Regions from separate parts of the Homo sapiens genome. Here region 1 is linked to region 2. A link is a loop called in an ENCODE intact Hi-C map of the cell type or tissue named here. Cell type or tissue: A673. All regions are shown on one strand.

The links. A loop is a pair of places that touch in the nucleus more often than their neighbours do. Peaks named below come from ENCODE experiments on the same cell type or tissue, not always from the same donor. Only the 100,000 strongest peaks of a DNase experiment are listed, where the experiment ranks them.
Region 1: it touches region 2 in a loop (15-fold over the local background); 1 of 110 quality-filtered maps calls a loop at or near these places.

What each region holds. Positions count from the first base shown.
Region 1 is chr13:21,197,034-21,201,033 of GRCh38, reverse strand. No RefSeq gene overlaps it. Among named protein-coding and RNA genes, the nearest start is that of MRPL57, 22 kb to the right of the region's middle. In A673, no CTCF peak of the experiment used is centred here; DNase peaks (open chromatin) are centred at 2,433, 2,973 and 3,193; H3K4me3 peaks cover 680 bases; H3K27ac peaks cover 4,000 bases.
Region 2 is chr13:21,398,310-21,402,309 of GRCh38, reverse strand. ZDHHC20 (zDHHC palmitoyltransferase 20) reads left to right here. Exons shown (of 13, transcript NM_001330059.2): 6 at 625-657; 7 at 1,817-1,937. Among named protein-coding and RNA genes, the nearest start is that of LINC00539, 55 kb to the right of the region's middle. In A673, no CTCF peak of the experiment used is centred here; a DNase peak (open chromatin) is centred at 2,349; H3K4me3 peaks cover 402 bases; H3K27ac peaks cover 1,531 bases.

The DNA of each region.
Region 1 (4,000 bases), 200 kb after region 2:
AAGTTGGAACTTAGGGAAACAAAGAATAAAAATTTGGAAAATTTGCCACCTGAATGTATGGTACAAAAGAAAAGTCTCTTTTCAGGGGAGGAACTCAAGCAGGCTGTGGAGAAACCACTTGCTAGAGACATTTGCATAACTAAAAGAGATCCAAGTGCTAATATCCAAGACAATAGGAAAAAGGCCTCTAGGGCTTTTCAGAAGTCTCTGAGGCAGCTCCCCCCATCACAGGCCCAGAGGCCCAGGAGGACTGAATGGCTTTGTGGGCCAGGTCCAGGGTCCCTCTGCTCTGTGCAGCCTCAGTACACTGCTTCTCACATTCAGGCCACCCCAGCTTCAGTCTCAGCTCAGAGGACCCCAGGTACAGCTTGGGCTGCCACTTTGGAGAATGCAAGCCATAAGCCTTGGCAGCTTCCATGTGATGTTAAGCCTGCAGACATAGACTGCAAGAGTAAAGGAGGCTTGGCAGCCTCTGCCTAGATTTCAGAGGGTGTATGGGAAAGCCTGAATGCTCAGGCAGAAGCCCACTGCAGGGGCAGAGCCCTCATGGAGATACTCTACTAGGGCAGTGCAGAGGGGAATTGTGGGATTGGAGCCGCCACACAGAGTCCCCACTGGGACACTGCCTAGTGGAGCTGTGAGAAGGGGGGTCACCATCCTTCAGATCCCAGAATGGTAGATACACCAGCAGCTTGCATCCTGCACATGGAAAAGTGGCAGGCACTCAATAAGCTGTGAGAGCAGCTTCAGGGCCTGAACCCAGCAAAGCCACAGGGTCAAAGCTCCTCAAGGCCTTGGGAGACCACCCAGCACACCATGTGCCCAGAATGTGGGACATGTAGTCAAAAGAGATTATTTTGAAGATTTAAGACTTAGTGACTGCCCTGGTAGGTTCTGAACCTGCATGGGGCCTGTAGCTCCTTTCTTTTGTCTGATTTCTCCCTTTTGGGTTGGGAGTATTTACCCAATGTCTGTACCCTCATTGTATCTTGGACGTAAATAACTTGTTTTGATTTTATAGGTTTGTAGGTGAAAGGAACTCATTCTAGATGAGACTTTGGACTTGGGACTTTTGAGTTAATACTGGAATGAGTTAAGATTTTGGGGGACAATTGAGAAGCCCTGATTATATTTTGCAATGTAAGAAGGACATGAGATTTGTGGGGGGAGGGGGCAGGGGCTGAATGATATTGTTTGGATATTTGTCCCCACTGAAATCTCTTGTTGAAATGTACTCCCCAGTGCTGGAGGTGGGGCCTGTTGGGAGGTGTTTTGGTCATGGGGATAGATCCCTCATGGTTTGATGCTGTTCTCAGGCTAGTGAGTGAGTTCTCATGAGATCTGGTTGTTTAAAAAGTGTGGCATCTCCCCTGCCACTCTTGCTCCCCCTTTGTCTGCTGCCATGATTGTAAGCTTCCCGAGGCCTCCCCAGAAGCAGATGTTGACACTGTGCTTCCTGTATAGCCTGCAGAACCATGAGCCAATTAACCTGCTTTTCTTATAAATTATCCAGTCTCACGTATCTCTTTATATCAATGCAAGAACCACTTAATACACTGCATACTAGAGATACAAGCATATGTACTAAAGGTATGAAGTATGATGATTATAAACCCTAATTTCATGGTGGTGTTTATCTGTCTGTGGGGAGGTCAATATGCAGCCTGGGACTGGGTACCCAGAGGGCTTCCAATGTACTGATAATGTTTTATTTTTTCCATTGGATGGTGGATGCACAGTAGTTCATTGAATTATTCTATATGCCTTGTGTACATTTTAAATATTTCACAATATTTCCAAATAAATATTGAATTAGTTATAAAATGAAAAGCAAAAAGAGGAAGCAATAAAGGGAACTCCAATTTGGATTTATTGTTGATCTATGAAGATGAATTGTGTAAGAATCTTGGCAGAAAGGAAAATTTCAGAACAGATTCATGATGCTGAACATATTTACATATACCCTAGACTTTGGGGAAAGGAATTTTAAAAAAGAAAATATGTAAGAGTTACATTGACAGAGACTCAAATTTAAATTATAAGTATTCAAGTCCAAGGGATGTAAAATCCAACCAAGTGGTCGACACACAGCCCTTCTCCAGTGCCCCTAACCACCCCTGGGGGTTTGTGCAGAGCTTGGATTTTACAGGCCCTCTTCATAAGGTGGAAACAGGGCATCACCAAAAAGAAGCAAAACAGAGGCAGGAGCTATAGAGCAAGAAGACTAAGCCGAGAATAAGCTGATGCTCGCCAGAATACTGGAGCCCACAGAACATCCCTGCAGAGCAGAAAGCCTCCTTAAAGGCCCTGGCACCTGCCCGGGATGTGGGAAGGTCTGGTGATCTCCAGTAGCTCACAGAGGCTGAGAGCGGTCACCTGGCTCCTGGTGGCCCCTGGGGAGCTCTTCCAGCAGGAGAGAGAGCAGAGTCTTCAAAAGCCCATCACCAGCCAGCTGGCCTGAGAGACAGCAGTTCCTGAGTGGCTCTCTGCTTTCAGGAACTCAGATCAGAAGGCACGGAAGGAACTCACAGCAGGATCACACTGCTGTCATCTGGATACCAAGGACCAGGACATGGGCCAGGAAGCTGGTGTCTGGCAAGTGTCATTTTGTTTCAAAAAAGGCAAACAAAAAGAATGTCAAAAATTTGATTTTAATTTTTTGGCAGAAGACTTCCTCCCTTTCTCCTGTCCTTTCTTTTTTCCTCTTCCTTCTTTCCCTCCTTCCGTCCTGTCATCCTTCCTTTTTCCCCTTCTCATTCCCTTCCATCGCACTTTCTGTGCCCAGAAAATGACAGCAAGCTGCCATGCACCACTGTGCGAGTCCTCTTGCTCCTTGCATTGTCAGCTGCATTTCCATATCGTATATCTAGACTCCCAATTATAGGCCCAGTGCTGTTTTTCTTTATTATCTCCAGTGTCTGGCACAGTGCTAGTCATGAAATACACTTTCTGAATATGTTTGTGGAAGGAAGGAAGGAAGGAAGGAAGGAAGGAAGGAAGGAAGGAAGGAAGGAAGGAAGGAAGGAAGGGGCAACCCCCCTGGGGTTAATGCTGCCTGTGCTCCCTGAAGTTCATGAGGCTATGAATAAAGAATGAGGACCCCCTGTTCCCCACCCTCCCAGCCTTGTGGTGGTGGCTGGGTGTGCAGGGATGGAGGCTGTGTCTTTTGCAAAGTGTCCTCCACCCGAGGGCAAAAACTACATCATAAGTCAAAACCAGCAGGGGGGCCTCCCGAGCCATCGGTGCACGTAGCTCCATGCAGTGCTCTGTGAATGCGCCTCTGGATGTGTGCAGGTGCATGCGATGGAATCTATCTGATGCTATGAAGGGTGGTAACATTTGAAAAGGGGTGACGGGGAAGGAGAAGAAACACCTGTGCTCCTTTGTAGGTGAAGAAGCACCCTGCTTCCTTTGTAGGGGTAGTTTCAGAGGAGGCTGCTCAAACTGAAGGTTTAAAGAAGATCCAGGATCTCATTATACCTAAAATCTCCAAAATATAAAAAATCATCATAACAAGAACCAGGACAGTGTCCATTTGAATGACAAAATACAAGAGGCACCAACCCAGATGTTGGAATTATCTCACAAGGGTTTTAAAGCAGCCTTCATAAAAATGTTACAATAAGCAATTACAAACACTCTTGAAACAGGTGAAAAAGAGAAAATCTCAGCAAAGAAATCAGACACATAAGAACCAAATGGAAATTTTAGAACTTAAAAATACAATAACCAAAATAAAAACACTTAATGGATGGGCTCAACAGAATGAAGGGAACAGAAGAAAGAATCAATGAACTTGAAGACAGAACAATAGTAATTAGTCTAAACAACAGAAAGGGCTGAGTGGGGTGGCTCACCCCTGTAATCCCAGCATTTTGGGAGGCCGAGGTAGGTGGATCAACTGAGGTCAGGAGTTTGAGACCAGCATGGCTAGCATGGTGAAACCCTGCCTGTCTCTACTAAAACTATAAAAATTAGCTGGGCATAGTGGTGGGTGCCT
Region 2 (4,000 bases):
AAATACAGTAGTGCTTATGCATAGGGTAAAATTTTATAGAATATGTGGAAAAATAACCATCTCCAAGCCCATCAGTGTTAATATTTTGACTTATTTCCTCCTAAACTTTTGTTTTTATGACCTGCATATGTTTAAAATAACATAGGGGCCATCTGTATTGCATTTTATCTCCTTCAGCTAATTTGTTAGCTGGATCTAATGTACCAAGTACTGTGTACCAGATCTGAATTTTGTTTTTTTCAGGACAGGGTCTCACTATGTCAGCCAGGCTGGTCTCGAACTCATGACCTCAAATGATCCTATCGCCTCCACCTCCCAAAGTGCTGGAATTAATTACACGCATGAGCCACTGTGCCCAGCCCAGATCTAAATATTACAGTATTATTTGATGTGGTCTAAGGCAGCTGAATATGTTCAGCTGAATTCCCAGTATAAAAATCATGACTTTTTACCTATGAACATTCTTGTGGAAGCATCAGAAATTATCTCTAACCTAGTTTCTGGGTTGATTCTCTTAAGATGTAGTTGTAAAGGGAATTTTAAGTCAAATAAAAGAAAATTATGAGAAGTTAGAATTAGAAGAATTTTTCTGCATGGATTTTCTTATGCTTGTTTGTTTCCTAGATGTATTCTTAAGATGGATCATCACTGTCCTTGGTATGTATAAAAAAACAGAAGAAATTGCATTGGTGGTGAGAGAGAGAATTTAGAGTAACTTCAGTATTCCTAAATTTTGAAGGCCAGTTTACTCATAGATATTAAGATTGATCTCTTTACATATATGCATAGATTTGTATGTAAACAGTTATATTAAATGGTTTCTATTAAAATATCTGCTGAAATTAACCCAAATAACAATGTATTAAGAATTAACATTAAAATTCCACATTCCTTATGGAATTTATTAAATACAAACATTCACAATTAAGACACCACTCAACTTCCCAGATGACCCATTTCTAGGTAATAATGATTAAGTTTTCTAGTTTTCTGATTTGTCTTTCTTTGTGTTTGTTTTGTTTTATTTTATTTTTGAAACAGGGTCTCTGGTTGCCCAGGCTGTAGTACAGTGGCATGATCTTGTCTCACTGCAGCCTTGACCTTCTGGGCTCAGGTGATTCTTCCACCTCAGTCTCTCAAGTAGCTGGGACTGCAGGCATGCACCACCACGCCTGGCTGATTTTTTGTATTTTTAATAGAGATGGGGTCTCTCCATGTTGCCCATGCTGGTCTTGCACTCCTGGGCTTAAGCAGTCCACCCGCCTTGGCCTCCCAAAGTACTAGGATTACAGGCATGAGCCACTGCACTCGGCCCAATTTATTTTTTTTAATTATTATGTTTTAATTGTTTTAAAAAACATCGAAGAGGTCAGGAGTTCAAGACCAGCCTGGGCAACATGGTGAAACCCCATCTCTACTAAAAATACAAAAATTAGCCGGCTGTTGTGTTGGGCGCCTGTAATCCCAGCTACTTGGGAGTCTGAGGCAGGAGAATCACGTGAACCTGGGAGGCAGAGGTTGCAGTGAGCCGAGATTGTGCCACTGCACTCCAGCCTGGGCAACAGAATGAGACTCCCATAAGATGTACCATGTTAACCATTTCTTAGGGTACAGTTCAGTAGTGTTAAGTATGTTCAAATTGTTGTGCAATTAATCTCCAGAACTTTTTCATCCTGCAAAACTGAAATTTTATTCGCATTAAAAAGCTCCCCTTCCCCACACCACACCAGCCCCTGGCAGCCTCCATCCTACTTTCTATTTCTGTGAATTTGTGATTTGTCTTACTTTTATAATGTGGCTTTCTTTATTTTTCCAGGGTGAATAACTGTGTGGGATTTTCTAATTACAAATTCTTCCTGCTGTTTTTATTGTATTCCCTATTATATTGCCTTTTCGTGGCTGCAACAGTTTTAGAGTACTTTATAAAATTTTGGACGGTAAGTCTTTTTTTCTATCTTGAAACATGTATTTAAGACTTTAAGATGCTATCTTCCTAATAAATTACTTTATTTTTTATGACAAGTAGATATACTTTAATTTTACAAGTTAGAGTTTTATAAATCCATCAGAGGACAGATAGGGCTACAATTTACTTTCATATACACATGTTTATTTGTAAATAAATGTGTATTAAACAGGATATAGTGAGCCTCTTTTAGTGATCCAAATTATTTTCACCCACATTCTAACAAAGACATATTCATTTTAGGGAGGTAAATTGCTTTTCTTTGAGTTGGTGAGACTTACTGCAATTTTATAGTAATAAAATCTATAAAGACAGGAAGCAGTTTAGTGGTTGCCTCAGCCCCAGGCAGCCACTAAACTGCTTCCTGTCTTTATAGATTTTACAGCATTTCTTAAAATGGCAAATGAATGAAAACAATCAAATGTCTTATCAACTGAGGTCCCCTGAAACTATGACACATCTATACAAAGGAATGCAATGCAGCTTAAGAAAGAATAAGGAAGCTCTTTATAACAAATGATGTGAAGTGATCTTTGAGATCTTTTATTAACGTGAAAAAAACAAGGTACGGAAGAATGCATATAGTATGCTGCCGTTTCTACAGCAAAATAACATGTATATATATTTGTATATGTTTTATCTGGAAGAATGCAGTAAAAAATTCTTAACTGGTTGCCTCTGGGGAGGGCACTTAGAAGGGAGACATGCTTTCTACAGTTATCCTTTGGATTTTGTATAACATGGACAAATAGTAATATATTCAAAACAGATAAATATAGCTTTAAAATTTTTTTTAGTATGGAAGTATATATTTTTTGAGGAAAAACTACCAAAAACATTGAAAGTAACTGCCTCTTGGAAGTGGGAGAACTGCTGTTTTTCATTAATAGCTTTTTAGCATTATTTTAATTTTCTCTGTGCATGTGCCATTTTTTAAAAATTTAGAAATTATTTTATATTTTATTTTATTTTTATTTTTATTTGATTTTATTTTTATTTGAGACGGAATCTTGCTTGGTCACCCAGGCTGGAGTGCAGTGGCGCGATCTCATCTTACTATAACCTCTGCCTTCTGGGTTCAAGCGATTCTCCTGCCTCAGCCTCCCTGAATAGCTGGGATTATGGGTGCTCCACCACAATGCCTGGGTAATTTTTGTATTTTTAGTAGAGACAGGGTTTCACCATGCTGGCGAGGCTGGTCTCGAGCTCCTGACTTCAAGTGATTTGCCCGCCTTGGCCTCCCAAAGTGCTGGGATTACAAGTGTGAGCCACTGCACCTGGCCAAGAAATAATTTCAAAATAAATGAACATTTTCTCCTTCATTTAAACTCTCTTTAAATTTCAAGATAATATTAATTCCTTTCTCTTTCCCCTTCAGCCCTTTAAATATAGGTTCAGTCCTGGGCTGTCTCACTGTTGGTTCTTTCTACTGTGTTTCTGGGTTGTTGCGTGTCCCCCTGTGGCATTCACAATTGCTGTTCCTAGCCCTAGCGCTCACATGGGCTGAGCCCATTCCCCTGTTTCCAGTTGCTATTTATTGAACCAGTAGACATGAGGAAGACACCATAAAAATCAGCACGTCTCAAACCAACCTCATTTTCATTTCACTGTTCTTTCTATGTTTATCTGATTGATTGGGAACAACATCTTTACAAATCTTATCAGTTTCCAAGCTAGAAAAATTAATAGCATCTTGGAACTATTGTTATTCCTGTATGAAACTGAGGTATAGAATCAGGGTGGTATACTAGGGGAAAAAAATGAGCTTTCTTTACATGTAAATGCCATGTATGTATTTATTTGCCAGAATCTAAGCTCCATGAGAGCATGAATATTTGTTTATTTTGTTTGTTTATGTTTCTTTCCTTTTTTTTTTTTTTGAGACGGAGTCTCGCTCTGTTGCCCAGGCTGGAGTGCAGTGGCGCGATCTTGGCTCACTGCCAGCTCCGCCTCCCGGGTTCATGCCATTCTGCTGCCTCAGCCTCCCGAGTAGCTGGGACTACAGGCACCCGGCACCTCGCCCGGCTAATTTTT